2 separate regions of the Homo sapiens genome follow, and region 2 is linked to region 1. Evidence: chromatin loops called from intact Hi-C (ENCODE). Cell type or tissue: Caco-2. All regions are shown on one strand. Each heading gives the region's core, and the rest is flanking DNA. Links, peaks and the distances in the headings are about the cores only. Region 1 overlaps LOC102724877. Region 2 has its middle 72 kb from the start of LINC02038.

What was found. A loop is a pair of places that touch in the nucleus more often than their neighbours do. Peaks named below come from ENCODE experiments on the same cell type or tissue, not always from the same donor. Only the 100,000 strongest peaks of a DNase experiment are listed, where the experiment ranks them.
Region 2: a loop joins it to region 1, with 9 times the contacts of the local background. A loop is called at or near these places in 4 of 110 quality-filtered maps.

What each region holds. Positions count from the first base shown.
Region 1 is chr3:194,115,637-194,131,965 of GRCh38, reverse strand. It overlaps LOC102724877, which reads right to left. Exons shown (of 6, transcript XR_002959666.2): 6 at 8,492-9,143. Among named protein-coding and RNA genes, the nearest start is that of HES1, 12 kb to the left of the region's middle. In Caco-2, for the core only: no CTCF peak of the experiment used is centred there; DNase peaks (open chromatin) are centred at 7,555, 8,095, 9,985 and 10,285.
Region 2 is chr3:193,907,705-193,924,033 of GRCh38, reverse strand. No RefSeq gene overlaps it. Among named protein-coding and RNA genes, the nearest start is that of LINC02038, 72 kb to the right of the region's middle. In Caco-2, for the core only: no CTCF peak of the experiment used is centred there; DNase peaks (open chromatin) are centred at 8,773 and 12,923; H3K4me3 peaks cover 2,054 bases.

The DNA.
Region 1 (16,329 bases), core at 4,634-12,633:
ACTTTCACACACACGTTTTTAGATAGGGGGACAGAGGCTCAAGTAACAAAAAAAATTATGAATTTGTGTCTGGACCAAAAATAAATAAATAATAAATAAAAATAAATTCCAGGAACTCTCTGGCTTTCCACTCTAACCATTCAAGAAGAGTTTCTTGCAGATGGGCTCACAGATGACTTTTCAGTTTCCTTATGCTAGGCAGTGAAAATAGGACCAACGTTGTCCTCTCCCCACCCCTTCTCAAATGGGACAGTAAGCTCCTAAACTCAGGAAGAAGCATCTGCATCTGGAAGAATGCTCTTAGATAGATAGAAACAGCCTTTATTTTTCAGTCATCCTTTTCCCCCGACTCCCAAAGCAAAGAGAAAATGGAGCCCAGTTCATCAGTGGAGGTCACTTCTTTGATCCCCCTGTGACACCAGCATCGTTCTGAATCGTTCTCACCGTGTCATGCCCAATACATACAACCAGGGGCTCCCGCACTTGTCTCCACCCACAGCGTCCCCCCACCCCCGCCCCGGAAGGGCGACTTCTCTGTCTTACCGCATCACCTGTTTGCTTTCAAACCATAAAACAAATAACTGCATCTCTAGTGAAACTCCCCTTTGTCCCCTAGGTATCAGAGTGGTTTGTGGGTTTGGTTTAAAGCTACAGAAAGGAGAGAGCAAGAGAAGAAGAAAAAAGGTATTTTGCCTGAGGACTTGAAGCTTTTTTTTTTCCCTTTTCCTCCGCATGACTGACTTTCTCACACTCAGATTCCCTCCAGCCTGCCAGAGACGTGGTAGCTGCCCTGCCAAGAGCTATCCTGGGAGGGCTATTGAACGAGCTTTGAGTAAGTACACACACGGTGGATTTTCTCCTCCCCTCGGTACCTGCTCTGCACCTGTACAGGGAGCAGTCCCACACATATCACCTGATCACAGCCCTTTCAGGGACCGTGAGAAAAATAAAGCCCAGGATAGAAAAGACATGTTTGTCATCTCTCCAGGGCTGCAGCCAGCTTCCAGCAGTCCCAGTGCCCAGAAACAGCACATTCCAGGCCGGCTGTGCATGCATGTTTGCTGGGGCGCGTGCCAGGTGGGGGTGCTGGGAAGGGGGGGGCAACTAGAGGTCACCTTTGTAATGACCACCTTGCTGCCCCCGTTCTCTGGCATGTGCTGACTGGTAGCTTGAGAACCCTCTACTAGAATCAGTATCATAGTCTTTCTAGATAGCAGTCTGTATGTGCTGATCGCAGAATTCATAACCAGGATTTTTTTTTTTTTACCTATAAAGCCCCTGAAATGGAATTTCAACGTGTGTCTGTATGTGCATATTTAACAGGAGCTTAATAAATATTTTCCAAATGCATAAATGGATGCATCACGTTTTCTTTCTCCTGAGAAGAGGGTCCACAGCTTTCAGCAGAATCGCAAAGCTCTTTGCAATCAAAAAAGGTTAAGGAAAGCTGATCTGGAGTCTCTGCTTACTAGTGGGTACTCTAAGCCCCAGGGAGGGAAGGGACTTGCTCAGCTGCCCACAGCAGCATAAGGCTGGGGGTGTGTGGGGGGTGTAGGGTGGGCAGAAGCCAGCTGGGAGCTGTTTTCACCACACCAACTGCTGTGGTCCTTGGGTAATTTTCGGTTGGGTTTATAGAGTTGTGATCACCAAAGCCTGCATTTAAAATAGACACAATAAAGCTACTTTGAATTGCTACAACTTTTGACTCCTGAATTCTGAGGCACTTGAGCAGCTCTGCATCCAATTTTTGGATGTAGAAAGGGATAGGTGAGAAAGCAAAGTGTCTGCGGGGAAAAGAGGAGTCGGGAGTGCTTGGAGCAAGAGCCCTGGTTGTCATGCAGAGGCATTAGAAACAACTGCAACTGCATTCCATCTTTGATAAAAATGAGTTGCTACTTCTGAACAAAATGCCTGGTTGATTCCTGGCCAAGCTAGGACCTTGCACTGCAAACTGGAGGTGGGGGTGGAAAACAGAAGCTTTCAACATTGGCTAACGGCAGCCTGTAATACTCCCCCCACCCCCCAACACTCGCTTGGAGCCAGTGAAACCAAGGGAATGTGCACTTTTCTAATGGCTCTGAAAGAGGATGGTTGCCAAGAAAGCCTTTCCCAGTAGGGTGGGGGCGGGGCATCCTGGAATGGCTTAAATCACACGTTTGGCCCAGCCACAGCAGCGGCGGTGGGCAGGCTCTAAATGTGCTCCCAGCTAACCTCCTAACCTCTGAGCAGAGCTTCAGTGAGGCGAGCCTGCAAGGCCAGGGATGAAGGAGGGTATCCCTGAGGGATCACAGGGATGCTAACTTGTACCCTTGTGCATGAAAGGGTCAGAGCCATGCTGGGGCTGGGGCATATGGGGGCAGGCCCAGGGACCTCAGGAAGCCTCTGGAATGTGGGGTGAAGCCCATCCCCTTTAAACTCAGGGCATGCATGTGTTTGCCTTGCTGATAAGCTGCCCAAATGGTAACGTCAGACCAAATTTCTCCAAAAATCAAAAACAGAAAAACTGAGCTATCCAGAAAAACCATTTGGTAAAACTTAGGACCTGAAAGTGATTTGGGATGAATCAACATATTTTCTTTTTTCTTTTTTTGAAACAGAGTCTCACTGTGTCATCCAGGCTGGAGTGCAATGGCATAATCTAGGCTCACTGCAGCCTCTGCTTCCCGGGTTCAAGCGATTATCTCATCTCTGCCTCCCAAGTAGCTGGGACTACAGGCATGCACCACCACACCTGGCTAATTTTTGTGATTTTAGTAGAAATGGGATTTCACCATGTTGGCCAGGCTGGTCTCAAACTCCTGACCTGAAGTGATCTGTCCACCTCGGCCTCCCAAAGCGCTGGAATTACAGGCATGAGTCACTGCACCCGGCCTAAGCCACCACACCCGGCCATACAACATATACATATATATATACTTTGATATGGAGTTTCACTCTTGTTGCCCAGGCTGGAGTGCAATGGTGCAGTCTCGGCTCACCGCAACCTCTGCTTCCTGGGTTCAAGCGATTCTCCTGCCTCAGCCTCCTGAGTAGGTGGGATTACAGGCATGCGCCACCATGCCCAGCTAATTTTGTATTTTTAGTAGAGACGGGGTTTCCCATGTTGGTCAGGCTGGTCTCGAACTCCCAACCTCAGGTGACCCACCCCCCTTGGCCTCCCAAAGTGCTGGAATTACAGGCATGAGCCACTGCACCCGGCCACAACATATTTTTCGTTACGATCATCATCATCAGCATTCTTGCATTATCTCACAGATTATAGAAAGATGGAAGCTGGAAGAGAAGGGAGAAGGTACCTAAGAGGTCACCGAGTCAGCCCACTCCTTTCATGGACAGGGAAACTGAACCCAGGAAGAAGCGACTTGCACAGGGTCAAGCAGCCTCCCAGCGGGGGAGTAGCAAAACCAGAACTGCCCGCCAGTCTAGAAACTCTCTTTACTGTATCTCTCTATAGGAGAAAAACATTTTTAAATATTGTCTACAGCAAGTGACCAACATTACCACCAAACATGAATTTTATAGCTAAGACACTGAGCCATCTGCTGGTGAGTGATTTTGGTAGTGTCACAGAGCACAGTCCCAGGTTTGCCGTGCTGTGATTCTCCTTTCTCAGATTTGCTCATCACGCTATATTCTCTGAAAAAGAAGGGATCTTAATTTCTCAGCTCCAGGACATAGGAAGTCTCTTTCAGGATCTGTCCAGGATAGGCAGGCTGCCTCTCAGTCCACCAAACCAAGCCAAACCACATGTCCTCTCTTCTTATAATTGCCAATGTGTTTCCCTGATTTGTGCTCTGAAAGGAAGATTGGAAGAGGGAATAGTTCTAGCTCCAGAACTGATGCTCCGGTGGTGCTACGCTTTTATCTCAGGACCAGAGAAGACATGATGGTAGGAATACAGAGAAGGGGCTGGAGCACTAAGACACTGTGCTGCTGGCCGGCTTCACGCTTAGGAGAGGGAGAAGTGAGAAAAATAATGGATCTTCCAAGTGGTTGAGAGATGATGTTTGCAAATGAAATATATATTTTACTTTTAGATGTCAGGCATAGAGAACAGGAGAAGATGGTCCAGGCAGCTGCCGCAGCTGCAGCTCAAGATGATATGACTGGGTATGGTTGCTCATGCCTGTAATCCCGGCACTTTGGGAGGCTGAGGCCGGTGGATCACTTAAGGCCAGGAGTTTGAGACCATCCTGGCCAACATGGTGAAACCCCATCTCTACCAAAAATACAAAAAATAGCTGGGCATGGTGACACGTGCCTGTAGTCCCAGCTACTCAGAGGCTGAGGCATGAGAATCACTTGAACCCAGGAGGCAGAGGTTGCAGTGAGCCGAGATATTGCACCACTGCACTCCAGCCTGGACAACATAGTGAGACTCTGTCTCAAAAAAAAAAAAAAAAGACTGATGGGCTCTAGCATGACTGGGCCCTTCTGGTCTCTTCTACAGAGTGGGAGGTTCCTAAGGTACCTGTCACCCACATGGTATTACTTGACAGTTGACGAGGCACTTTCGCGTCCACCATAGCATTTGGTCCTCATACACAGCCATTTGTTCTAGATTGTCTAGGCTGGAAGGGCTCTGATGGGCATCCCAGGAAGGGAGAGATTGGATTTATGTGGTCAATGCAGGAGACATTTGGCTGGGCTGTGGGCTGTTGGGGACTCCGGATATGGGATAGACAGGAATTCTGGAAAATAGTACCTCTAGAGAGAAAGGGTGGAGAAAGGAACTTACAGGCCAGGAGAGAACTGACTTTTCTTTCTTAAGGAGAGCCATGGACAAGAATCAGATTTCCAGAAATTGGAACAGAGAGGACAAAAGAGATGTCTGTCAATCTGGTAAAGAATGTCAGTAATCCGGAGGACAGGTGCATCTTTGCGGGAAGAGGAAATGAGGGAAGTTCCTTTTCTTGTGGAGGAAAATCAGAAGGGAGAGACATGAGGGAAAGGAGTCCCACTTAGCAAAAGGATGACTGAGCAGATTCCGGAAATGACACAGAGAAGTAGGATCCCAGGCGTCCCTGCACGGAGGGTCGAGCTGCCTAGTTCAGCATTTAGTGCAGAAAGGCTTTCTGGGAAGATCTCAGAAAAGAAGACCAGGTTTGAGAATGAGGGCCCGTGTGGAATTCTGGAAGCTGCATCGCTTTTTACTAGTTAGTTGTTCGTGCCATGCTGTTTGTATTGCCATAGGTGTAACATACAATCCCGTAGGCTACCATGGTGTGTATGTGCCACATTCTCTTTATCCAGTCTATCGTTGATGGGCCGTGGGTTGGTTCCAAGTCTTTGCTGTTGTGAATAGTGCTGCAATAAACCTACGTGTGCTGAGATCATGTCCTTTGCATGGACATGGATGAAGCTGGAAACCATCATTCTCTGCAAACTAACACAGAAACAGAAAACCGAACACTGAATGTTCTCACTCATAAATGAGAGTTGAACAATGAGAACACATGGATGCAGGGAGGGGAACCACACACACTGGGGCCTGTCAGGGGGTGGGGGGCAAGGGGAGGGAGAGCAATAGGACAAATACCTACTACATGCAAGGCTCAAAACCTAGATAATGGGTTGATAGGTGCAGCAAACCACCATGGCACGTGTCTACCTGTGTAACGAACCTGCATGTTCTGCACATGTATCCCGGAAATTAAAGTAAAAAAAATTTTTTTATATATATGTATGTATGTATATATACACATACATTATATATGTATATATACACACACATTATATATGTATATATACACACACACACTTTTTATATGTGTGTATATATACACATTTTATATATATACACACATATATATACACATTATGTGTGTGTGTGTGTGTGTGTGTGTGTATATATGTATATGTAATCCCATAGGCTGGAAAAGTTGTGGGTTGTTTGGAGATGATGACCAGGACTGCGGACTTAGGGGGACCATACCCTGCTACTCAGTCTAGGGGTGATGGTCCAGGGCAGGAGGTCGGGGGACAGTGGCTCAGAACAAAGGGTGAGGCAGTACACTGAATCCTCAGAGCTTCAGAGAAAGGACCGAGCATGAATCTCCATAGTTCCTTAACTACTGTGGGCAACTGTCTACATGACAGAGCTCATTTTTGGATTCCCTCAGCCTCACTCGGTGTATTGACATTATGTTTAGTAGGGAAAAGGAGTCTGTCCTTTTGCGGACTTGGACTTCCACAGACCAGCTTTGGTTGAAATCTGAGAGGACTCAGGGAGAGCGGGTTCTCTTGCAGCGTGCTGGTGTGTGCCAGGCTCACCTTACCTGATGGGAGGTCTCCTAATAAAGTCCCAGCATGTTGCTGGCTCCTGGAGGAGGTTGCCACGCTGTGCATATATCATACATGTATCCAGCTGTGACCTTTATTTCAATAGGCTCTCACAGTCATGGAAGCACCCCAGTACTCAAGTTCAAGTATTTGATCTCCTTGTTATGGGTGGCTATTCATCTCCTTCCCTGCCCTCAAAGCCCTGGCACCTGGGGCAGACCTAGACTCGGCATCTAGCACCACCTGTCACCTGGATGGAGGGGTAGAATCCCAGCTCATTTTCTTTGTATTGAGTGAACCTGCACTGATGACAGACAGTATAGTCAGTGGCTAAGACCATCCAATTTCTAATTGTCTGTTTAACTTAATTCCACTCGATAAATATTCTTGAGCACCTACTACATGCAAGGCAAAATTACCTACCTATTTTGACAATTACTTCCATCCCTGCCTGCTATTCAAATGCTATTAATCTGTGCAGAGTGTGACACCCCAGGCTTATATTATAAAAATTTCCCAGCTGGGTGCGGTGGCTCACGCCTGTAATCCCAGCACTTTGGGAGGCCTAGGTGGGTGGATCACTTGCGCCCAGGATTTCAAGGCCAGCCCAGGCAACATGGCAAAATCCCATCTCTCCACAAAAAAAATACGAAAATTAGCTGGGCATGATGGTATGTGCCTGTAGTCCCAGCTACTTGAGAAGCTGAGGTGGGAGGATCACTTGAACCTGGGAGGTGAAGGCTGCAGTGAGCCAAGATCGTGCCACTGCACTCCAGCCTAGATGACAGAGCTAGACCCTGTCTCAAAAAAAAAATTCCCCTTCCTTCCCACATCCTTGATCTCTATTGCTTTTCTGATAAAGAAGCTATGAAACACCTCGTGGTATTAGGCGAATACTTTTCACAGAACCGTCACTCTCAAATATTTGGAGAATAAATCCATAAATGAACTCAGACTTAAGAACAGGTTTTATTGGATTCAAGGAACCCTCAGAGGGTGAGCCTATTCTTCTAAATTCTCTCTGGCTGCTGAATCAAAGGGGGTGGGTTTACTTTGACCACTCCTGGTGACCACCTCTGGGTAGCCGGGATACCTCTCCAGACAGCTCTGTTCTGTGCAGTCAGGTGAATTTAGAGGAGTCTGTGGCTGTCTGTGTTTTCCCAGGCCTATCTTTATTGATGGTTATTAAAGACACACCACCACATGGCAATATGCAAGTACAAAGCAATTCCCAGGGTAAGGTACGTGGGAAGAGGCAAGATACTGAGCTCCCAAACAATTCTACTGTAATCGCAGTCTGCCATATCTATGTATAGTTAATAAGTAAGATTTAAGCAGGCAGGTTCCACTGCTGGGAAGCAGATGGAAGGGGAAAAAAGGCCAGTAGGCAGATCACTGGTCCTTCTGGAAGACTGGAAAAGAAAGTGTGGAGGATGCCTGGGACAGGTGAGTCCAGTGAGCAGTCGCCGGGGTAGTGTACAAGCCCAGCCAAAGGTCCTGAGGTAGGGCCGCTGCTCACCTCTTTTCCCACCTCACACCTCTTTTCATACGAGCTCCCTGTGGAAGATTCCGTATAACTAAGAAATAAATAGCAATTGTGCCCAGACACCCTGGGTTAAATAAGTGTAAACACAGCACACAGAAACACCTGTTTTGACAGAGCACCTCAACACACCTGTTGTTTTACAATGCTGAGTGATATCGGTAAAGGGGTCTATAAAGCGGAGGTGAAATGCCCTCCTAGATGTAAATAGTGACTTGCTCTGTGAACTTCAAGTGTTTTACAGCTGAGATTTGACTGGCCTGCTGATTATTTCGGTTAGGAATGCTGAACATATATTTACATAGATATTTGGAGAAACTGGATAGCAGGGTGGTGAAAAGGCCAACTCCGGAGCCAGACTGCCTGAGTTCATGTTCCACTTGCTTGCATTCTAGCTGCGTGACATAACAATTCTGTACCTTGATTTACCTACCTGTTCAATGGGGAGGTATTCATTGTACCTACCTTATAGGATTGTTATAAGGACCAATATATGTAATGTGCTTAGTACAGTGCCTGGCATTTTGTAAATACAATGTAAGTTCTTAGCTACCTTTATTATTACTATATAATAAACATCTCTGATATGTAAGATAGGTACTCTCATTCATCTAATGAAAATTCACAAGGTGCTAATTTTTTCAAAGAAATGGATGGCAACCACTCTGGTAAATTGGTTCATGAGTATATTGACAAACCAAAAGCTTCAGCCAGTTTCTTATGAATCACAGGTTCTAAGGCTGGGAGAGACCTTAAGAAATGATCTGACTTCTTCTTTTTCAGGGAAAAGGGTCCCCACCACCCAAGCACTGTGATTTCGGCTTTGTGTGCAGGCAGATGCAGAGCTTGTTGTGGTCCTGCCTTGAAAAATTGAAATGAGCCTCAGGTTCACAGAAAGACGAGATCTGAATGGAGGCAAAAGCATCAGGCGTCAATATGGGCCTGGCGTGCAGGATGCGCGGGTGGTCCTCCCTCCCTCACGGAGACAGGAGGGCATGGGAAGGGCTGCAGAGGGAGGGGGAAATCAAAAGCATAAACCTGGGCAGATCCTCCCTGGACACCCATCTCACTTGTAGGAGATAAGATTGGTGGGAAAGATGAACACCCAAGACCCTCCCTGCTCCAGTTCTGTGGAGGTGACCATATCATTTAGGGTTCAAACTGGAACACTTTTGAGAGTGGAAGATAATGCTAGTAACACTGATGCTGGGACAACTGGCATAGGCTGGGATACATGACCATCCCGGTTCTGCGGGCCTCCGACTGTATGTGCTAGATTCACGTGTCCATTCAGTCGTGGTGTGAGCAGAGATGCTTCCTGAGGGACAGGGAGAAGAAATATTATTGAAAAATCATTCATGTTTTAGCACCTCCATATCTGTGAGGGGTGATACCATTGATCTACCATCCTTAGAGGGAGGAACCCCCATTTTTGAGGCTAGAGGACCTCCCTTAGTGTGTATAGGGGCAGGGAGAAGGAGAGGGAGGTCCCGTGACGCCTGTGCTTACAGTGTATTTGACATGACTTGGTTTCTTCTTCTTCCGTAGAGCAGATGTGCTCTGGGCTTGCCCACCTGTCAGTTTGCACCCAGGTGTGGCCGCGGCATAGAAATTCTACAATGGACTCTTGCTTCTACCAGCCATGGTTGAGAATGTTCATTTTTTGATGGTGTGTGCTTATGGAAAAAGTAACTACTACAGTTTGAAGTCCAGACCATAGTTTAATGGCTGAAGGAAGTCTCCTGAACGAAGGAGCACTTTCCCACGTGAAATATTTGCCCTTTTAGCCTTGAATTTAACTAAGTTTTTAATGGTTAAAAAAATGCTTTTTTTCTGAATAGGTCAAAATCAAGGTTTGTACTTTGTTAATTTCCTTCAAACAAACAAACAAGAGAAGAAAAATGGCTCCCTTGCCTGAGTGCTCATATATATGCCTATTTAATGATTAATAATACCTTGTAGGTTATTGTTTGATGTGGCCTCTATTGGTTTGAACAGGAGAATACTGATTCACTCTTAAGGCATTTATGAATCACAAGTGTTTACCCTGAGACAATAAACGAAAGGGAGAGATAAAAATAATACCCAAATATGCAGAGTTCTTTGAGTAAAACCTGGAGATAACGTGGGACCTCAGTCTTTGATATCCTGAGTGGGGGCCACTGCTTTCTCTCACAGAATAAAGATTGTGTAGAATGACCAAGACGGGCTTTTGAGTTTTGTAGATTTTTCCTTTCACTTGTTGGTAGGTTTGAGGCAGTTTTTTTACCCTGGTTTCCATGTCACGTACATTGGTTTTCCCTCTCCCTGGTTTTGAGGTAACTCCATGCCGTTCATTTGCAAGGAAGAACCTTTCCAGGTCTGCAAAGAGCGCCCTTCTCTAGAGTTTCACTATTTTCCCCTTATTCCAGAGGAGGCTCCAGAAGTAACCCAGATGAGAAGAGAAAGGCCGGCCTCCGAGGTGCTGGTGGGGCTGGAGAGCAGGAGAGCAGGAGGGATTCAAGAGATTAAGAGAACCGACAAGTCTTGGTGACTGGATTGGACCATGATGGAGAAAGAGGGGTCCAGAGACGACACTGAGTGGGTTGTGGTGGCTCGTGCCTGTGGTCCCAGCACTTTGGGAGGCCACGGCGGGAGGATGGCTTGAGCCCAGGAGTTTGAGAGCAGCCTGGACAACATAGGGAAACTCCATCTCTACAAAAAAAATGAAGAATTAGCAGGGTGTGGTGGTGCCCAGCTGTGGTCCCAGCTGGTGGTGCTCAGCTGTGGTCCCGAGAGGCTGAGGTGGGAGGATCACTTGTTCTTAGGAGGTCAAGGCTGCAGTGAGCTGTGATTGTGCCACTGCACTCCAGCCTGGGCGACAGAGTGAGACCTTTTTTTTTTAAAAAAAAAAAAAAAAAAAGGAAAGGACACCAGGTTTGTTACTTGAGCAACTAACTGGCAGACCCTTCTTCCAAATTCCAAGTTTAATAATGATATCTCCTAGACTGATTTTCCCTCCTCTCTGCTGAGAAGTATAAAGTTCTGTGAAAGAAGATTGACAAATTTGCAGTTACCTCTGATGATTTTTTTTCAAAATGTTTTGCTTTGAGGTAATTTTAGATCTACAGAGAAGTTGCAAAAATAGTAGAGTGAACTCTCTTATACCCTCTAACCCGCTTCCCCTTATGTCAGTCTTACACAACCGTGGAATAGTCATCAAAATTAAGAGAATCATCTTGGTACAATACTATAAATGGCAGACTTGATTTGGATTTTACCATTTTTTCCTAGTCAAGTCTTTTTTTCTGTTGTAGGATTCCATCTGGGATTCCACAGTGCATTTAGAAGTCACGTGTCCTTACTCTCCTGCACTTGCTGACGGTTTAGGGGACTAGTTAGTTATTTTGTAGCCTGCTCCTCCATTTGTGTTTGTTTGGTGTCTTCTCAGGATTGTGTCGAGGAGCTGCATTATTGGAAGGACATCACAGAGAGAATGTGCCCTTTCCAGGCGTCATGTCAGGGGTTCCATGATGCCACTTTATCTCATGGCTGATGTTAACCGTGATCACTTTGTTGAAGTGGTTTCTGCAAGGATGGTTCACTGTAAAGTTACAATTTTCCCTTTGTATTTCCTAAATATTTTTGTAGGGGGTGGAGGAGAGTACTTCAAGACTATGCAAATGGTCTATTTCTGCTTATACTTCTGTCTACTAAATTTAGAATCCATCAAAGGATCTTGCCTGTAGCAACTATTATTGTGGTGATCTAATGGGAATTTTTTCAAATTTCCCTCATTTCTTCAACACTTATTAATGGGAACTCTTCCAGAGGAAGAGTTTGCCTGACATTACATTCTGAGAAAGCAGAAAAAAAAAATCCGTATGCTTTTGGAGCCTACATTTTAGATGAGACAGATAAGCAAAATAAATAAATCGGTTGAATGCTATTTTAAAAGGTAATTGGTACTCTAGAGGGAGATTAAGTGGGGAAAGGGGAAGGGGAGTGCCGGGAGGGTGCAGGTTTAAATTGCATGCTCAGGAAAGGCCTTAGAGAGATGACTTTGACTTTGAGCTTGCTGGGGGAAGCTTTCTAGAGTGAGGGAACAGCAGGTGCAGAGGCTCTGAGGCAGGACCACCTGCTCTAGGAACAGCCAGGAGGCCAGAGTGACTGGGGCAAAGTGAGCAAGGGGAAGAGGAGGGAGATGGAGCTGAGAGTGAGAGTGATGGGGCCCGATGATGCAGGCTGGTGAGAAGGAGGGCATTCTAAGGATCTAGCTGTTGCTCTCGGGGAGGCGGGAGCCATTGCAAAGTTTTGAGCAAAGCAGTTACATGACATGCTCCATTGTTTTATTTATATTTATTTATTCATTCATTTATTTTTGAGATGGAGTCTTGCTCTGTTGCCCAGGTTGGAGTGCAGTGGCACAATCTCGGCTCACTGCAACCTCTGCTTCCCCGGTTCAAGCGATTCTCCTGCCTCAGCCTCCCGAGTAGCTGGGACTACAGGCATGTGCCACCACGCCTGGTTAATTTTTTGTATTTTAGTAGAGACGGGGCTTCATCATGTTAGCCAGGATGGTCTCAATTTCCTGACCTCATAATCTGCCCATCCCAGTCTCCCAAAGTGCTGGGATTACAGGTGTGAGCCACCGTGCCTGGCTGACATGCTTCATCTTTGTAAAGGATCAGTTTGGCTGCTCTGTGTAGGCAAGGATAGAGGTAAACTGTAACCTTAATCCAGGTAGGAAGTGAAGCTGGCTTGGAACAGAATGGTAGGAAAGAGGTAGTTGGATTTTGGACGTATTGTGGGGGTAGAACTAACACAGCAAGTTTGGGCAGCACTCGCTGGCCACATGGATGTAAACCGTGTGACTCCCCCATGGGAGCCTTCTGTAATCTGGATCCACTTTTGTTGTCTCTATGCTGCACCTCATACTTGTCTCTGTCCCAGGACCAACCCTCTACCAAGGCCAAGCCACTACCAACATTTGCTCGTACAGTCTCCCAGCCCTCAGTGTCCTCAGCCAATCAAGATCCTTCCCGCCCTTCCAGGCAACCACCACCCCAACACCCACTAGCCCTCTGAACACCTGCTGTCTAGGTCATGGACAGCAACTAGGCTCTGCTTCACGTGTGCAGCCCCTGGAGGAAGGTACAACCTCAAATGCCGCTGCAGCCTCAGAGGCCCTTAAACACAAGAACCAGCACTGAGTACATCACGGGCTCAGTGGTTGGCTTGTTGGTATACGGCATATGCTAAGAATGAGACACTGTATTATGTTTCCTCTTACTCATGCAAGTACATGTTGCATTGTACTCCACATGGATTCATGTTGTTTTTTTTTTTTTTTTGAGACAGGGTCTCACTCTGTCATCCAGGCTGGAGTGCAGTGGTGCCTTCTTGGCTCACTGCAACCTCCACCTCCCAGATTCAAGTGATTCTCCTGCCTTAGCCTCCTGAGCAGCTGGGACTACAGGTGCGTGCCACCACGCTGGCTAATTTTTGTATTTTTAGTACAGATGGGGTTTCACCATGTTGGCCAGGCTGGTCTTGAACTCCTGACCTCAAGTGATCTGCCCACCTCCACCTCCCAAAGTGCTGGGATTATAGGCGTGAGCTATCGCACCCGTATTTCTTTTTATATAAAAATTATGTCTCCGCCAGGCACGGTGGCTCACGTCTGTAATCCCAGCACTTTGGGAGGCTGAGGTGGGCAGATCACAAGGTCAGAGGTACGAGACCAGCCTGACCAACATGGTGAAACCCCATCTCTACTAAAAATACAAAAATTAGCTGGGCGTGGTGGCGGGCACCTGCAATCCCAGCTACTCAGGAGGCTGAGGCAGGAGAATCATTTGAACCCCAGGAGAAGGTTGCAGTGAGCCGAGATCAGGCCATTGCACTCCAGCCTGGGCGACAGAGTGAGATTCCATCTCAAAAAAAAAAAAAAAAAAAAAAAGATGTCTTTGCCTCTCCCTCCGCCCTTCAAGTAAAAGTGAAATTTCAGATTTCTCCCTGTTGGGCCAGTCTGTATCCCTGAAGGGGCCTGTGTCCCCCAGTCTGAGAAGGGAGATGAGGGATGCAGGAGAGGCAGGCATCATCTGAAGGCTCATTTGCTGCTGATGGATTTGTCTCCTTATCTATTGAATGATTGAACTTCAAAATATGTTTAAAAATGTCAACCCGTACAAAAGGGTAAATCCTGAAAAGTAACTCTTCCATCTGTGGCCCCTGTCCCTCAAACCCTGCAGTGGCCATTCTTGCCTATCCCTTATATACCCATCCATGCTAATGGATTACTGGCTAGTAGTAGATAGGAACTACCCATGGAAGGTAAGCTGCAACGCTGTGAAAACCAGCTCCCAGCACTGCACTTCCCAGGGCTAAAGCAGCCCCCGTTGCAGAATGGCCAGCTACAGCGTGGTCAACCTGCCATTTGATTGTTGTCCTTGGCTCACACCACACAGGGGTGAATTTGCAAGGACTCCACACTTGAGTGCAATTGGAGCATTTAGTGCCACCCTCCTTGGCTCTAGATCTGTGCCCTCACCAGGAGATTTGTCCTCATTGAGACTTCCCAGGTTAGCTCTTGTCTCATCTCTCCCTTAAAGTCAGCCAACCAGAGGGAGGAGCACAGCCAAAAGCTCCATCAGGAAGAAAGGCAGGTGGGAGAGGAGGGTGGAGGAGCCTGCCTCTGAGTCTGTTACAGCAGTGCCGGAGATTACAGGGAGACTTCAGCATGGCGGGGGGACCTTATTCCTCCCCACTCCGCCTCGCACCTGACAGGCCTAGAAGCTCACCTGAGAGGCAGTACTCTTCGTCTACCTTTCCCGTGGGAAATCACCACAGCCAACATAACCCCTGAACTCTGCTGGGCCACTGCCAGCAACTTCCAAGCCTTTCCTCTGCCGATTACAGTGACATGATGTCGTTTTTATTGAGGCAAGATTAGATTTTTTTAAAGGGTTTTCAAAAGTGTCGTTCACATGATCTCTAGTACTTTTCCTGTTGCTTGAAGACCACAGAGCTGCCAATTTCAATTTGCTCCAGCTTTTATCACTGGAAGAAGCTTAAAAGAAGAAAGAAAGGGGGAGAAAGACTGGATGAAAATATTCCTCTTGGCCCTAGCAGTTAGTGCGAGGGTGGTGGGGGACACGCACGTCGCCCACTTCCTTCGTATGACTGCTGTAACAAGATGTCGGGAGCCTGAGCTCCTGGAGTCGCACCTGGCCTCCTGACAGTGCATGAAGATCACTAGACAGAGGGATCATAGCTGGAGAGGGAACACACAACCTTGAGTCATTCACAGGAGCTGGAGAGGGTTAGAGAGGATGCTGGTATCCTGGGAGATGGGTAAAATAAACTCATGGAAAAGTTTTCCTTCCTTCTGATTCCATTTTACTAATTCTCCTTCTTGGAGGCAAGGTTTGCCTTTATGCATTCATTCACTCATTTATTCATTCAATGTATTTATTGAGCACCTATTGTGTGCATTACCCTGCAGGATGAATAAGGCAAAGTCCGTACCATTCACCATTTTATTATTTATTTATTTGTTTATTTTTTTTGAGATGGAGTCTCGATCTGTCACCCAGGCTGGAGTGCAGGGGTGTGATCTCAACTCACTGCAACCTCCGCCTCCCGCGTTCACTCCATTCTCCTGCCTCAGCTTCCTGAGTAGCTAGGACTATGGGCGCCCACCACAATGCCCAGCTAATTTTTTTTATTTTTGGTAGAGATGGGGTTTCACCATGTTGGCCAGGATGGTCTCGATCTCCTGACCTCGTGATCCGCCCGCCTTGGCCTCCCAAAGTGCTGGGATTACAGGCGTGAGCCATCACACCCGGCCCACCATTTTAAAAGATAAACTGGAGAATGCCTATTTGCATGAATCATACTTTTTCAGGTGTCACTTTAGCCCTCGAAATGGGTCTTATGAAGGAAAATCATGAAAAACCTCAGAGCTAATCACATTGCTTTGATATGAAATCAGAGCAGGAGCATCCGAGGGTAGGGGACTCGCTGAGGACGCATCTCCCACTCCATGGGAGTCCTGCAGTAGAAACAATATTTACACATCACGAGCGTTTAGCAGCCACTTCCAGACTCCGAACAGCCTGATAGTCACAGCAGCCTGTGAAGTAGAGAGGGGCAAAATATGCCATCCCCCTGCACTGCACCTGGCACGTTGTAGGTGCCCAATGAGTGTTGAATGAATGCTGCTTCAATTTACAGCTCTGAGACAGGCTCAAGAGTACTTAAGAGATTGGTCCCAAGTTATCTGCTAGTAAGTAGCAGAGGCCAGGCTGGAATGCAGATGTCCTGAATCCACACATCGAGGCCAATCGTGACTCCTAGAGGCACTACTCTCTGGCAATTTCTCCAAACTACTGCCGTTCCATTGATTGGCAGGAGAGTGACTCCGGAGTCAACCGCGTTGAAGGTTGCAATGAGTCTCTGGAGAGTAGTTTTAGTGGACGGAAGTCAGACTGACCTCTGATGCGAACAGAGCATTTCATGAC
Region 2 (16,329 bases), core at 5,401-13,400, 210 kb after region 1:
CAAGGGTATATCTTCTGTACCCTCCCAGCTGGGATGAGTAGGTCTAAAGTGACTAATCTACTCCACCATCCCAATCTCCCTAAGCCTTTGGATCCCTTCCTCTACATTAAACCAAGGGAGATCAGGCATTTCCAGCTCGCTCACAGTGGGCCATCTTTTAATCCACATTTCACCTATCCAAGCAAATAAACTATTAGAACCTTTTTTAACTCCCTGAGGTGCAACATTAAATGCAGAGTCCCTACTTAGTGGGCCCAAATCAATAAATTCAGCCTGATCCAACTCTATGTTCCTTCCACCATTATCCCACACCCTTAATATCCATTCCCATGCCTGTTCTCCAGATTTCTGCCTATATAAATTACAGAACTCAAACAGTTCTTTTCAAGTGTAGCATACCTCCTCGTGGGTCACATTCTCAACCTCATCTCCTCACCTCTAGAGACCCACTGGGACTTTAGTCCAGTTATAGGTCTAGAAGCAAACAGAGGTGTTGGGGGTGGCTCCTGAGGAGAATCAACATTATCCTGCCTGGAAACTGCCTCAGGGGAGGCCATCGCTGTTGCCTCAGGCAGCACAGGGTTTATTTCCTCAGATAAAGATGGAAAGGCTGATGGCAGCATGGGTCGGGAAGGGGATGTTGCCACTACTGGAGATGGGGAAGCTGTTTCTTCTGGCAGAAAAGTTTCATCAGAGTTTACAAACTCAGTGTCTCCAGCTTCATCAGGGTCCTCTCACACATCCCCATTCCAAGTTTCAGGGTCCCAATATTTTCCAATCAATGCCCTCACTCTAACAGTAAACACCTGGTGAGGCTGAGTATGCATCTTTCCTTGCAGATCAGCCCCTCGCATGGTAAGAGCTTGTGTCTGCTTTTCCACAGTTTCAGCTCTTTCTCTACAGGAGATAAGACTCTCATTCAGGGCAATCTTAGCAGATTTGAGGCTCTATTTCTGCCTCTAAAGCCAGGAGATAGAATCCCTGAGTTCACCATTTTCTTTCATAATTTTGTCCACTGAACTTAGGAGCAACCAACCAGCTTCATTATGTTCCTTGGTTGTCCACATACGGTTAGTACATATTTATTTATTATCTAACTTGTCTACTACTATGTAAGTTCTGAAGGGCACAGGTTTCTGTGTCCTTTTTTCACCTCACACAGCATTTGGCACAGAGTAGGTGCTCAGTAGATTTTGTTGAAAGACTAAGTGAATGAGCTTGGCTCACAGTTTTCTTTTTTTGTCTCAGAGAGTCTGTGTCATCTTCCATTTTTACTCCATAGCCATGGGCCAGAATCAAAATGAATTGTGTGGCTGGCCTAGTGCAAATGACCTCCTATGTAAGAGGAAGAAGTGCGCTACCATGCTGGTTTGTTGACGCCATCACTCCAGAGACGGTGCCCTGCTTTGCAGGGGGCTTATCCCAGGTAAAATCCTGCTGGGCCTGAGGCTTTGGTGCTGGCGTATCATCCAGTTATGCCCTTTTGCCGTTGGGTGTCTGTTGACAAACTAGTCTTATCTGCCATCTATAACTGCCTGTCCTTGTTTAACTTTCTGGAAGACGATGTTTCATGGCCTTGCTTTTGAATTCTGCCTTTTGAATTAAAGGGGATGAAGGGGCAGGAACAACAAAGGCTGTTTAGAATTTAGTCTTCTCAATTGTTTGACCCAGTAAATAGACAAATAAAAAAGGGGGAGGAGGAGAAAAGAAAAAAAAAAAAGGAGACTAGGCTGAGCTCTGCAGTTGTAGGTCCCCTACGGGTTCAGCTGATATGAGTCCAATTTCAGTGGGGGCCTGTGCACCTGTGAGGAGTTAATGAGAAAAATTCAGAAGCAGCTTCTCTCACAAGGGCTCCGATTAGGACCCCACAGAGGCAGAACCACCCCCATCTCCTGGCAAGTTCTAATGATGGGATTTACCTCAGCGGTTGTATTTGAAGACACTCCACCGCTTTCTTAGGAGTAGGAGGCATTCTAGGTGGCCTTCCTGCTCAGCTTCCTTTGGGCTTTTAGATTTTGAAACTGTTCCTGAATGTAATACCACAAAAGCTGAATAAAAATATTGGCAGAGCGGGGGTGTATTTCCAGTGGGCCCCATTCAGGAGGAAGTCAGCATGAATCTACTGGAGAATTGGAGGATGTTCTTTATCATGAAGTTCAATCCCTCACTTCTCACATGGGAAGACTGGGATCCACCGAGGGCCTCTGAAGGGACACTCAACTCAGATCATCTAGGAAAATATGGCATTGGGCAGGATGACACCACTTGTCTAAGTGGCAGTGTGGTGTGGTTATGTTGTTGTGCGATTCTGAGTGGGCTCTGCATCCTGATTCTGGCTCTGCTTCTTACTGATTGTGTGAGTTTGGGCAAACCTGCCAGGGCTTCCTGTCCTCCCTGTTTCCTTATCTGTAAGATGGAAACAAGGGTTGCATCTGCTGGTCAGGGTTACTGCCAAGGTTTAAATGCGTGAATACACTCAGTGTACTTAGAGAACATTCTGGGCCAAGGCAGCCTTAAGCGAGCATTAGATTTTATGATTATCAGGGTCTGCTCTTCCAGCCCCTTTCCATAGCCCCACTCCTAAAAACTGTCCTGTGAGGTCAGGATCAGACTCAGCCTGCAGAGGTGGGTGAATGGCTGATCTGATACCAATCACTTTAGTGCCACAGAGTCACCTGGAGCTACATGCCCGGTGCTCTGGTAGGCACTACCTGGGCCAATATATATGTGCCAATATCAGAAAGAAGCCTGTTCTTAAAGAGCCATTGGAAAGAGCTCCAGGTTAGGAGTTAAAGAACATGACTTCTAAAGGCGGGCCTCTCTCATGCCAGCCACATAACCCTGGTAAGTTGCTTCACCTTCACCAATCTGAGTCCTTCTCTGTCAGATGGAGAGGATGATCTCTACTCTGCCTTCCTCGGGATTCCAACAAGAATCAAGTGATTTATATACATGTACAGGGTGTTAGATTTCAGTGAAATGCTTCTACTAAGGTGATGTAATAGTGGGAATGAAGTGGCGATTCACCCGAAGGACCCTCGATCGCATTCACCCCAATGTGGACTGGATGTTCACGGTGCTGAGAGCAGGCAATAGAGGGATCCTGGAGACCTGCTGTATACCCGAATGGTGTAGCCAGAAGTCAGGAGAACCTGGGCTTGAATCCCAGCTCTGCCACCTTCTAGCAGTGTGATCTTGCATAGGTTACTTAACATGATTGATAAAATCAGAATCCTGGTAACCTCATAGGATGGTTGTAAGGAGTACATGAAATCATACACATGAAGTGCTCACAACTGGGCCTGGTATATAGTGTTCCCTATAAGTATTAGCTGTGGGCCGGGTGCGGTGGCTCACGCCTGTAATCCCAGCACTTTGGGAGGCCGAGGCGGGCGGATCACGAGGTCAGGAGATCGAGACCACGGTGAAACCCCGTCTCTACTAAAAATACAAAAAATTAGCCGGGCGCGGTGGCGGGCGCCTGTAGTCCCAGCTACTCGGGAGGCTGAGGCAGGAGAATGGCGTGAACCCGGAAGGCGGAGCTTGCAGTGAGCGGAGATCGCGCCACGGCACTCCAGCCTGGGCGACAGAGCGAGACTCCGTCTCAAAAAAAAAAAAAAAAAAAAAAAAAGGATTAGCTGTGCTTGGTGAGATCAGCCAGTCAGCCAGTTCCAAGATCAGCCCTTGTCGAGCTGAGCTCCTGGGAGGATCCTGTTCACAGAGTCTGTCGTACAGGCAACTAATATGTAGAGGAGCATTCCAATTCATCCATTTGGAGGGTGTAATTGGTCTTTCTTGGGGAGACAGACAAACTCATGTCCAGCCCATCATTTCCTTGTAGGCAAGCTCTCCAAGGAAGCTAAATGGAAGCAGCTTCTTGCCTGGAAAGCAGAGTCTCAGGGCAAGAAGGGGTAGCGAGGAGTATGCTTATATCAAGGGCATGATGTCCTAATGCCCCGATGGATCCGTCTCCATGTGGCACCTGCACCAAGGGCTGGACCGAGCTGTCTGCAGCCAGAGTCCTTCTCCTGCTCTGCAAACAATGCCATATTTCAGTGCTCTGCTTTCCCTTTTCTATGTTGCTTCCTGCCAAGTTACCTCCCTTATGTCTTTACATAAGCTCAGGCTCTTGATCTCACTTGCTTCTGGACTATGGCATCTTCTGGTCTTTGGGGCAGCCCCTATCTACCTGATGTCACCCCTTGTATATTGATGCTGCTGGTTTAGCTGTATGCAGCATGCACATTGTTTGCTCACCTCCCTACAGGACCTCTAACATCGTGAGGCATGTCGTGGTCTTGCTACTTCCTAATCCACACACCAGTTTGGTAGCTATAGGGAAAGGGCTGTACTTGTCAAAGTACAACTATAAGGAAAGGGCTGTACTTGTCAAAGCTCTTATTTAGAAACTGGCCTCTCACCTCTGCTGTTTATGAAGGGGATGTGGAGCACCATGTGAGAGGTAATTACTTCTTTCGCGAGGCAGGGATCTGTATCTGTTTCATTCACTGATGTGTCCCACGTGCCAGGACAGTACCTACCACAGAGCAGGCACTCAATTATATCTGTCAAATGAATAAAAGTCACTTCTCAGGATACCATCCTGCTTATCTCAGAATCAGGTCTTTGGTTGTTTGTAGGATGCAGCACACCTTGGTCTCCTACTGGATAAAGTGTTTTTGCCTGCAGTAGTGCATGCTCTCCACACTCTGGAATAGCTCTTTTGGGCTTGGCTTTCATTCTTATTCCTTTTCCTACACAGTCCACTGATGTCATAGACCCTGGCTAAAAGCAGAGTTCTGATCCATTCATTCATTTCTAAGCTTCAAATCTTTAGGTGACTTTCCATTGCTTTTGAAACAAGGTACACATTTCTCACTTGGGCAGTCAAGGCCTAGGATCTGCACCTGATCTAGTCTTTCAAACTCAGTCTCCGTGTGTTCCCCACAAATACTCGTGGTTTCATTTCGATTGCATTGCTCAATGTTTTCCAGACGTCTCTCTGAAACCTTCCTGTCTTTGTCCTCTTCTTCATATTGTGTCCTCTAGAATAATCTTCCCAACAAAATGATGTTTAGGAGGGGTCTTGAGCACTGTAAGTGATGTTTCTGCCTGCTGGGACTTCCAGCTTTTTTTTTTTTTTGAGACAGAGTTTCACTCTTGTTGCCCAGGCTGGAGTGCAATGGCATGATTTTGGCTCACTGCAACCTCCGGCTCCTGAGTTCAAGCAATTCTCCTGCCTCAGCCTCCTGAGTAGCTGGGATTACAGGCACCCACCACCATGCCCAGCTAATTTTTTGTATTTTCAGTAGAGGCGGGGTTTCACCATGTTGGCCAGGCTGTGAACTCCTGACCTCAGGTGATCTGCCTGCCTCGGCCTCTCAAAGTGCTAGGATTACAGGCGTGAAGCACCGTGCCTGGCCGACTCTAGCTTTTAAGACCTAGTCTGAGCTTGCAAGACCCATCGTGAACATCATTTTTTTCACAGAATTTCTTTTTTTCTTTTTTCTTTTTTTTTTTTTTTGAGATGGAGTCTCACTCTGTCGCCCAAGCTGGAGTGCAGTGGTGCCATCTCGGCTCACTGCAATCTCCGCCTCCCGGGTTACAGAATTTCTAACTAGCTCTCTACCTCTTCTTACCCTCTAGTATGTGCATTTGTACCTTGCTTTGTTTTCCTCAACTTTGTGCTTGTTTCTGTAATTCCCTCATTCATTCCTACCTCTGCATGCTTGAAAGTTCTTTGTGGATAAGGACTTGGTCCGAATTATATTTCCTTTCCCATCCCATGCACGTGGTCCTCTCTCAGGAAATAGTGCAAATGAGCAACTATTGCACCAAGTTAGCCATTCTCTAAACATAGGTACTACCTATGCACTTTACAATTCTTGCTTCTAATTTATTTCTGGGTTGCATGGACCTTACAAAAAGGAGTAGCCTTTTTGAAAAGATTGGTTTGAAAAAAAACAATTTCAAGCATCGTTTGAAAAGGCTGCGGGACCAAAAAGCCAGCACAGCTCAAGTCATTTTAAACATGCAATGATTCTCACTCTGAATACTCAGAGTGGAGACTCAAAGTGTGGCTCTTTGCAAGTTAATGTCACTCTGGCCATTCCTTACACTTTGATCATTCAAACAGAAGTCACATGTGGTTTCGTCTCAGCTCTAAGAAGGCCAAACATGAATTTCTCAAGCCTGTCCAAACAATCTCTCAGAAAAAAAGATAGAGGTTGGATCATTTGTTCATACAGTTTGATTAGCTAACACACATTTTATAGTACTTGAAGGGTTGTTGAAAAGGAGTTCCTGTCTTATCACTAGAAGGTGAATTCTTGAACCTGTAAAATAAACTAGTTAGTTTGCATGTCTTTATATTCCTTCCATGCATTTAGATATACCTATTTCCAGACAGGTTTTCAGAATGCATTTGGGAAGCCTGTGATTAAAGGATATTTTCTGGTATGGTATGAAGGCTGAGTCTCTTGACAATAACTTTCAGAAAAAGAATAAAATCTATTTTACATCAGCTGAATGTCTCTAATTGGGTCTTGAAGACCAAACAGTTCCCTTCAATGCAGCTGGGGCTTTGGGTAGCCCCAAACCAATTAACTCAAATTATATAATTTTCTTCCCATCCCTACCCCCAAAGCTTGACTTGCTTATTTAGTAAAGAGGAGGATTAGCGCAAGCACTAAGGAGCTGTTCTCTGGCTGCCTGGCACAATATGTGAACTTACTTCTGGGCCAGCCAGAAGCATCCTGGCTGGGAAGAAAGGAAAAGGGGAAGCTGAAGTGAAGCCGTCTCCTTGGTGTGACTCTCCTCTTTCTTGGGATACAATGGAACTCAGCAGAAATATATTACTGGATTACCAGGCAGCAGAAAGCATGCTGGCCTTTAAATGGGAACAAGCAATCTTTAGCCCTCCTAAACCTCTAAAAATGTGCAGGAGCTAATTAAGGCAACAACATCATGAGGTGATCAGAGAAGAGCAGAGAAATGTGAACGGTTAGGGGGAATCTGAACAGGTGTGTATGTGCGGTGTGTCTAAAGGAGCAAAAAGCTTTACTATGAATAGATTTCATCTTTCTTCTGTTTCCAAATGATTTGTTAAGCCTGGGGTGAGCATTGAACAAATAACAAAATTATGTAACAATTCCAAATGTATATTTTCCAAATTAAAAAAAAGCAATAATTTTAAAAGGCAGAATGACACCCTGCATTGCAACTGTATCAGAAATATGCTTAGTAACCTTTATTACAAGGCAGCTTAATTTTTTTTCTATTTTATATAGAGTACTGTCTTTTGTGATCCTTGTAACAAGATACTAAATACCTGATTTGATAATTGTGACATATAGGTGAATTTAAAATAGTTTAGTTCTAATAAGAAAGAATAATTAATGATACCTTCAGGTGGGCAGGTTTTTTCAGGGGAGCATTTTTTCATATTTATTGGACAGTGAAATCTCAGCTTCTAAGTGCTGACCTTTTATGTGCCAACAAGAGAAAGCAAATAGTAGACATGCCTCAATGTCTCCCTTCTTTTCTAAGCTTATAAAATATGGTACTTAACTTGCCGTGGTATTTTCTCACACATTCCTTTCTGAGGGGACCCTGCCCTGGATACCAGTAGAATGGTTTTATACAACAGGCTTCCCTGATGTTCTAGGTCCTGGGAGTTATCTTCTAAGCTTGAGTTTTTTGCTCATATGTCTGTCAAAAAGGAAAATCCAGTGAAATTAAAGTTCGTCAGGAAGCTACAAGTCTGTTTTCTTACAGCTCCCATGGGCAAAGTAGCATTATATCTTCTGTTGATGTCACCATTTCTCTGGGAGATTCTAGAAATTTGTTCATTGGTTTCCTTCAGAATCTACTGACTACCAATGTAAACTCACAGCTGGAGAGCCACATCCCTTGTCCTTTTGGACCATGGTACCTATGACCAAGGCTTAGGCCTTTTCTGTTGAGTCTCTGTCTTTGGGGAGGGGGATAAGTTCTTAAATTCAGGGCCAGAGTTCCAGGAAAGGTATTCAAGTAAGACACAGAGCAAGGCTACCAATTAAAATAAAGACAATAGACTTTCAAGTTCAAATTCTGAGAAGAATATTAAAAATTATTTAGTCTACACTGTGATTTTAAAGAGAGAACCATGGTAGCCCAGGAGGGAGGTTGACTTGTTCAAGGTCACATGGTGGCTTAGTGGTACTGCCTGACCAGAACTTGGTTCTCCTGATGCAATTGAAGAGCAATCTCTGGCTGTCAATGCTGATCACATCTCAATCATAGAAACATCTCCTTTATTTTTCTGACTTTATAGATTGCTAATGGCAGGAGAACACTATGACTTACAAGTTGAGCTTTCACCTTGCTGGCCCTGGCTGGGCAGACTTGGCATCTGTGGTTGAGGCTTTAAGGTGGAAAAACAGGGCATTACCAGTGCTTCTTTTCATTGAATGTACATTTGAGAGATGCATTAATTAACGTAAAATTGCTACCTCTAGCTCTGAGCCTTAGCTGGCGCTCCACTTTGTACTGTTCACCAAAATCAAAGCACCGCTATGGTTTATTTTTTAGATATCTTGAAAAGGATAATGTTTGACCATTCCTCTCCTTGGCTTTACCTCCATGTGCTGTGTGTAATGATCCAGAGAGAATCAATTGGACACTGCATTTTAAAGATAAGGATTGGGATTTTACTTCTGGGTAACCTGGTGACCCCAATCAATCTCTGTCTTACGAACTCTCTGAAGATTTGATGCTCCAGTCCGCAATTAAGTCCCAGCTTCCAAGAATGGCAACAGATGTTGCAATCCAAACACCTTTATTAACTATTTATCTTCAAATATATATCAACGATCTCTTGGCCAACAGAAAGAGTGGCCTGCCCCTTAAATGGAAAATCACACTCTTTCATCTTCAAGCTATTTTACTTTATAGTCCTTTTGAGAAGATAAAAAGAGATCTATTAAGAAAGTAGCTGACAATATATAATTGCTTTCAAAATTTGCCTTTTCTAAAAGTAGTTTTTATCTATACATTGAAAATATTGCTATTAAGTTGTATACCTCAACTATACAAAACATCAAATGGTATTTAGGGTAAGCAGATAACATAAAGTTATCTTTAATAGTGAAGATTTCAATGTTTGGTTTCCTTTGTTTTCATATAAAACTTGCTGATTACATTTCATTTGCCAGACTTTGGCCTTGTTTGAACCAGAGCTTCAACACCATAAAAAATAATCCTTGCCACCTACTTGCCTTACAAGAATGTCATGAGGATTATAAATGATGGTGGAGTAATTTAAACACAGAATGAAACACAAGGCCAAAATATTTTAAGCAAGACCCTGTGTAATCCTTTGTAATTGAACTCATCAAGGTTTCATTCTACAGCTGAGCCCTTGCCTGAAGTTTATTGAGGTTATTCTACCGAGAAAAAAATAAACTATCGTGAGGTCAAAGAGCCTTCTTCTTCCTTGATTTAACTCACTGGCTAAATTTGCTGAATTCCTCTCACACAGGTAGGAGAAGTGGGCAGTTTTTTGCTTCAAGGGCAGGGGTGAATTCACATGAAGATAATGAAGTTTAAGCTTCCAAGTGTTCTCAATGCCATTTGTCTTCATAAAATTTGCAAAAATCAGATATTTTAATCACAATTAGTTAAGAATGCGATTTTTACTCTGATTTTCCTTCCATCATACCCAAGGGCTGTCAAGTGGGGTGAAAGTGGCCCCAGGGCAACTGTGCACTCTAGCTAAGGGAACCTTGAGTAGGGGGTGCTTTAGTTTGGACTTCATGAAATATGAAGCATGCAATACTTCATAAGTCCAAACTAAAGCATGCCCTACTCAAGCTTCCCTTAGGTAGAGCCGTCTTTTGCTGTCCATCTGCGTACAATCACATTATTTCTAGCCTTGCTGATGTAGAAATGACTTCCAGGAACATGCCCACACTGTGCCGACTCACCTGCTGTCATGGCACAGAGATACAGACCAGACAGAGAGCCCGTCAAGAATTAAACTAAACACTGGAGGTCTGTGGGTAATGGAGAAGAAGAAAGGTTTGCAAGGACTTAGAAACCAACCCGTACAAAAAAGTGTCTAAGTATCACGTGTACACAGTTGTAAAGGCATGAATTCATTTCATTGATGTCTGGTCGAAGGAAAGTTCTCCCCTCTCAGGATTATACTTCATAAAGCATGGTTTATAATGTACATGTACTATGTTTTTTCTTCTTTTTAAATGCAAATTGTGTAAAATAGAAATCATGAGAATTCCTGTGTTTCTAGAAACAGACGTATAGGAGTGCTATAAAAAACAAGCATATCTAGTGAGAAATCAAGAATTGTATGGACCCCAACTTTCAATAATAATGTAACAAACTCCAGTCAACCCTGCTAGTAGAATGAGTGAATTATCTTTCTATTATCTCTATTGAAAATAATATAGCAAAATCATTGTCATATTAAGCAGCAATCAAAAAGTAGTAAAAAATGTAGATTAAAAAAGTATTACAGGTGTACATGAAACATGAATTACTAAAAATACTGTTTTTAAAAAAATTTTAATATGTTTATGGTATTTCCCAGTTTTCTGAATAAATATCCATATTAATATCTATTTTTTATCTATAACCTTTTATATTCTTTTTCTCACAAAAGGTCCATAAAATTTCATGTGTTTTAGCCCTCACATATTTTGCATCTGCTGTGGGGTAGGGGTGGGAATGTCAGGTGTCAAAGCTCAGTCCTTCCTTAAAGATTATTTGATTCAGAGAAGACCTTGGAGGCCAAGTACATCTCTGCTTCTTGCCTCCCTCCACCCCCTTCCCATTATGTTTAAGAAAATGCAGGCTTTGAAGTGAAGCTGTGCTTATGATTACACAGCCTGTGCTTGGTGGAAATTGGACAAATCCATGCATTAAGAATGGATTCTAGGATCTGCTGGTCAGAGAGACCAGCAGCAAAAGGACTGAAGCAGAAGCTGAAAGATCCAGGTGTCAGTCTTGACTGCCACTGGCTGATGTGTGACCTTGAAGAACAAACTTCCTCCACTGGGCCTTGACTCCCCATTTGTGCATGCAAGAAGGAGCCACCTTCCTATATTGGAAGTTATGGGAAGCCTCTGTGACAAAGGGAAGTCTGAGCAGAGGCTCAAAGGAAACCAGAGAGAGTCACTTGTATGCCCAGGCCTTTCTGTGAAGAGGAGAGTGTGTGTGGCATCTTGGTGGACTGGCAGGGAGGCCAGCATGCTCAGCTGGGTGGGCGAGGAGGGCAGAAGTAGGCCAAGTAGACGAGGCCAGAGAGCCAGTGCAGGCTATGGCAAGGGATTTTGCTCATAGGGAGAGGGGAGCCATTGGACCTGATGAACCTGGAGTGAGATGACCTGAAAGATATTTAAAAATGATCACTGGTGCTGCTGTGTGGAGTGAGGGTGGAGGCTTGATAAAAGGTGGCTGCAGGCCTGGTGCGTGGCTCATGCCTGTAATCCCAGCACTTTGGGAGGCGGAGGCAGGCAGATCGCTTGAGCCCAAGAGTTTGAGACCAGCCTGGGCAACAAAGTGAGACCCCATCTCTACAAAAAATACAAAAATTAGCCGGACGTAAGTGGTGTGTGCCTGTAGTTCCAGCCACTTGAGAGGCTGAGGCAGGAGGATTGCTTCAGCCTGGGAGGTTGAGGCTGTAGTGAGCCACTACACTCCAGCCTGGACGACAGAGCGAGACCCTATCTCTAAAAAATATTAAAAAGCCAGTGGAGAAAGTGCCTACGATCACCTCCAGCACAAGGCATAACGTGGCAAGTGCCTAAAAAGAAGCAGAGGGAAGTGGTGCTGGCCGGAAAGAATGAGCCGGACATTATCAAGCAGAGATGGCAGGCAGAAGGCGTGACAGTTTTGCAGAGGAAATGGCATAAACAAAGATATGTGTGAGAAAAATGAAGGCCTTGCTCACGGAAACAGTGCTGTGAAGTGACTGAGAGTGAGGATTCTGTGCCCTTAGAAGAGTTATTCAAACTTCCCATCCCTTAGTCTTCACTGTAAGTGGGGGCCGTTATCCTCATCTGCCTGGGAGAGGTCTGTCAATGAGAGTTGCCTGTGTTGTACTCTAGAGGTGCAGGGCGAATGGTAGCTTTCACTATTATGAATTTACGAAATTTTTATGAAATGCCAAAAAGTTCCGTGAGGCATAGAAATGTGATCAGCAGGAAGTCAGGCTGATAGCAAAGAGTCTTGAATGCCAGGCTGAAGAGACAAAAGAAGGAGGGAGAGTTCCAGGCTTGCTTTATTCTAAAAGTCACCAGAGGAGCTTCTGAAAATGAAGTCCCTCATCTTCCTACTCTGACATGGGGCCCAGGGAGCTGGATTTTAGCAAGAGTCCCTGGTGATTCTTATGCGGATGCGGCTTAAGAAAATAAATGTTTTTAACCTGAAGGTTGAAGGGGGCATTGTCTTCAACTGCTGAGCTGGTGGACCCATCTGCAAACCAACGATATGCCGACTACTCCCAGTTCTCCTTGTGCAAAGCCAGCAACTGCTAAATAGTTGGAGCTGATAGTTGGAAGGAGGAAGCATGTGGTCCGGGATTGAAGGAGAGCTCTGGGGACCTTTCGAGGAGCCACCCTTCCCCTGTGGCTGTGCAAGGTGGTGACCCAAGCTCATGTTCTCGTCCCAGCTCCAACGCTGCCAAGTCACTGTGTGTCACTTGGATGATTCTTGCCTCTTTTCTGAGCTGCAACTTCCTCCTCTGTTTGAAAAAACAGAAAGTTGAGAGGTCTGAATTGGGCAAACTCTAAAGTCCCTTCCAGTTCCAACTTTATCTGTTTATCAAACAGCCTAATCTTTGCAAAAGCACTTGCAATGGCTACAGCCTGGAGACAGTCTTTGCAAACTTTGCAGTCAGACTCAAGGCTCTGGGGGTTATGCAAAGGGCACTGAATACTCCTGCCATCAAGATAACAGAAGGAACCCTTCTCTGGGGAGGGTTGTTCACATGCACCTCAGTACACGCAGCTCTGAGAGCTGGGACTTGTCTGATTTAACCCTTATCACCCTGCAGCATTTGGTGGGGCCAAGGTGGAAGCAGTTAGTCAGTTACCTCTGACTTTCTGGCACTTCCTTTGCCTGAAACAAGCCAATTGGGTTTTAGTGCTCTCTGATCAGAAGCTTCATGAGTCTGTGGTGTGAAAAGTGAAGAAAATAAGTGTCTTTGATTTCAGATAAATCACTTATGCACTCCAGGACTCAGTTTCTTTGTCTGAAAAATTTTCACTCCCTGAAAGAGGATACTTTTGCTTCTTAATTGCCATCAAATTTGGATGGCACAACTTTTACTGAATTCTTTTTTTTATCCCACAAAATTGAGAAATGGTCAGACTTTTTAGGACCAGTTTAAAAATAATAGTTTCATCTCAAGCAAAAGGCTGGCTTTCTATTCACCTTATCTCTGTTAAAGGCATCTTTACATTTTGAGGCAGAAAGTGGTAACAGTGACCTCACTCAGGGCCTTTCTCCCTGGCGGCTTCCACATACCTCTGCACACACAGATCTGAGGGATCTGACTTAACCTTTATCTCACTCATTGAGTTTTCAACTGAGTAGATTTATGAAATATCCATCTAAAGAGTCACAATGATTTCTTGATATATTTTCTAAAGCAAAAGGTGGGGGAAAATGTCTGAGACTGTAATCCCTTGCTAATTGATTTTCTCATTTCCAGATTCAAGGGTCTGGAGATAATAATTTGCAAAGGGGAAAAATATAAACTCTCAGGAAAACACACTGCTCAGGGTATAGGGGAGGAGGGTGCTGTGTGAGGAGTGGCTTGTGGCAACATGACTGGGGAATGAAGAAGAGTTAGGGCATAGCGATTTTATGAAAAAGGCCGAAGGAGTGAAGGTGGATGGGACTCCAGGACTCTGATAGCTTCTGGCTAGTTGGTCTTCTCCTGCCTTCTAGGGCAGTACCATTTTCCTTACACCGTTATTTTGCCCCCGGACGCCTCCTTGTATATCCGCCCTCCCATCCTCTGAGGAAGGCACTGGTCTCCCTGAATAGCAAGGTTTGCTTTCCTTCACCATGGCTGCCTGCCCCCTGAGCATCGAGCCTCTGGTCTGGCCTGGGGGCCACCAGGGCACCCCACTCTCCCACCTTGAAGCAGGGCACAGACAGCAGAGGAGTCTTCCATAGGAGTCAGGTCCTGAGGGCAACTTCCCTGTTCTCCCTCCACAGCACGCTGGGTCCTCACCAGGGCCACCCTCTATATGCCAGGCAGAAGGACTCCTGGAATCCCCACTTCAGCTGCTGAGGCCCACAGAGGAGTGGGTGAGAGGCTGACTGTCAGAGGTTGCTGAGAACCCAAGGTGCCTGAGAAGGGGTAGCTTGAAGTAATCCCATCCAAGAGTGTCAACGTGCAGTTTCTATTTGACTGCGCAAAGTTCTGGTGACAAATATTTATTGAGGCCTCCTAAAAGCCCTGTGCTCAAGTGTGCTTCAGGGCATAAAGAGAGGAAAGAAATGTGGTTCAGTCCCTGGGGCACTAGAGGGCTGCTGGGGGAGACACACAGACTCCCCAGGCACCCTGATAACCAGGCTTCCTTCTCTGCTGGGACACTGAAGACTTGCTTGGTAGAGGCCCAGGAACCCCTGCAAAGACAGCAGGGTGGGCAAGGAGGGAGAGGCCCACCTGAACAGATTGTACCACAAGTAGCCTCTCTTACCCTGCCTCCTGCCCCAGCTCCTGCAGGGTACAGAAATCTCAGGCAGTGCCTGTCTGCTGGGCCCGTCCTTCTCCTCCACATGGACCTCCCTGCAGCAGCCAGTGGGTGCCTGCCCTGCCCTCTTGCTTGCCTCATTCCCCTTTAATCAAAGCCGACTTTATATTGGCAGGTTAACTGGTGCTCCCACAAGTCAGCGTAGGCCCTGCCAGGGGCAAGTTACAGCCATGGACCCAGGGTTTCAGGATACCCTCATGGCATCATCTGGTAATTGTGATGGCCCCCTAACTGGTCTGGCCCTCTAGGTTCACCATTCTCCATTCCATCAGCAATAGAAAAGGGTCGAGAACCCTTTGGGAAAGGATGATCTCTCATGGTGAGATGAGTGACTGCAGTTAGCTGATGTGCTTCTATGTGGTTGAGGGGTTGGACTTGTTCTCTATGACCCCAGTGAGTGGGCTGAAAGACCCCAGGGCTGAAAGAAGCACAAGAGGGGCTGAAAGAAGCACAAGAGAGGCTGAATCTGCTTTTATAGTAGGAAGGCATTCTGGTAGAGTGCTCTAAAAATGGAATGAGCTGCCTTGTATCTCAGTAAGTAGTGAGTGTATCTGATAGGCTCAGTAGACCACACCCACTGGAGAGACTAGAAGAGTTTTAAATGCCCTTCCTGACTTACTCACCTATTACTATGTAATAAACTACCCCAAACTTAGTGGCTTAAATAACAATGATTTATTATTTCTCATAATTCCATTGGTTGGCTGAGCTCAGCTTGGTGGTTCTTCTGCTGGTCTTGCCTTGGGTCTCTCATGTGGCTGCAGTCATTTGACAGCTTGACTTGGATTGAAGGATCTAAGAGGGCTCAACTACATACCTGGTGCCTTAGAGCTGAGCTGGCTGTCAGCTGAACTTCCCTCTCTATGTGATCCTATATCTTTAGGTCATCTAGCCCAGGTTTCCTCATATGGTGGCGGGAATATTGTAAGAGAGCAGGGGAAGACCTTTAGACCTTCCTAAATCCTAGGCTGTGGAATACACACACTACTGCTTCTGACACATTCTGTTGGTCAAAACAAAGTCAGTTTAGATTCTAAGGATAAGACAATAGACTCCACCATTTGATGGGAAGAGCTGAAAAGTATTTGTGATCATATTTAACCTGCCACACTTACCAAATTGCCTTTGATTCTGAGTCTTCTTCTGGATGATCCCTTGTTAGCCCTCTGGTAAGGGCCATGTGGTAAATGTCTATACCTGTGAAGAAGGGCTCTATGTGGACACTAGTTGCTTGCCAAATATCTACCATACACACACACTTTTTTTGAAGAGGAGGCACTTATTCTGTCTCTACATAGTCATATGCTTTAGGAGAAACTGGCCTCATCCCAACTACAGTAGTAGGGTCAGGGAATATAATGGATCACTGACTGGCCCGGGAATCCAGGCTTATGCTAATTTGATCATGGCACTATTCTGCATACAGAGATTGGTTGGGAAAGGACGTGCAATCCAATGCCAGCCAATGAGACATGAGGGGATGTTTTTTAAAACCTTTCGAGAAAGAAGTTTCTTCATTTGTAAGAAAGAACCACTGGAAAGTATAGTTTCTCTTCTTCTG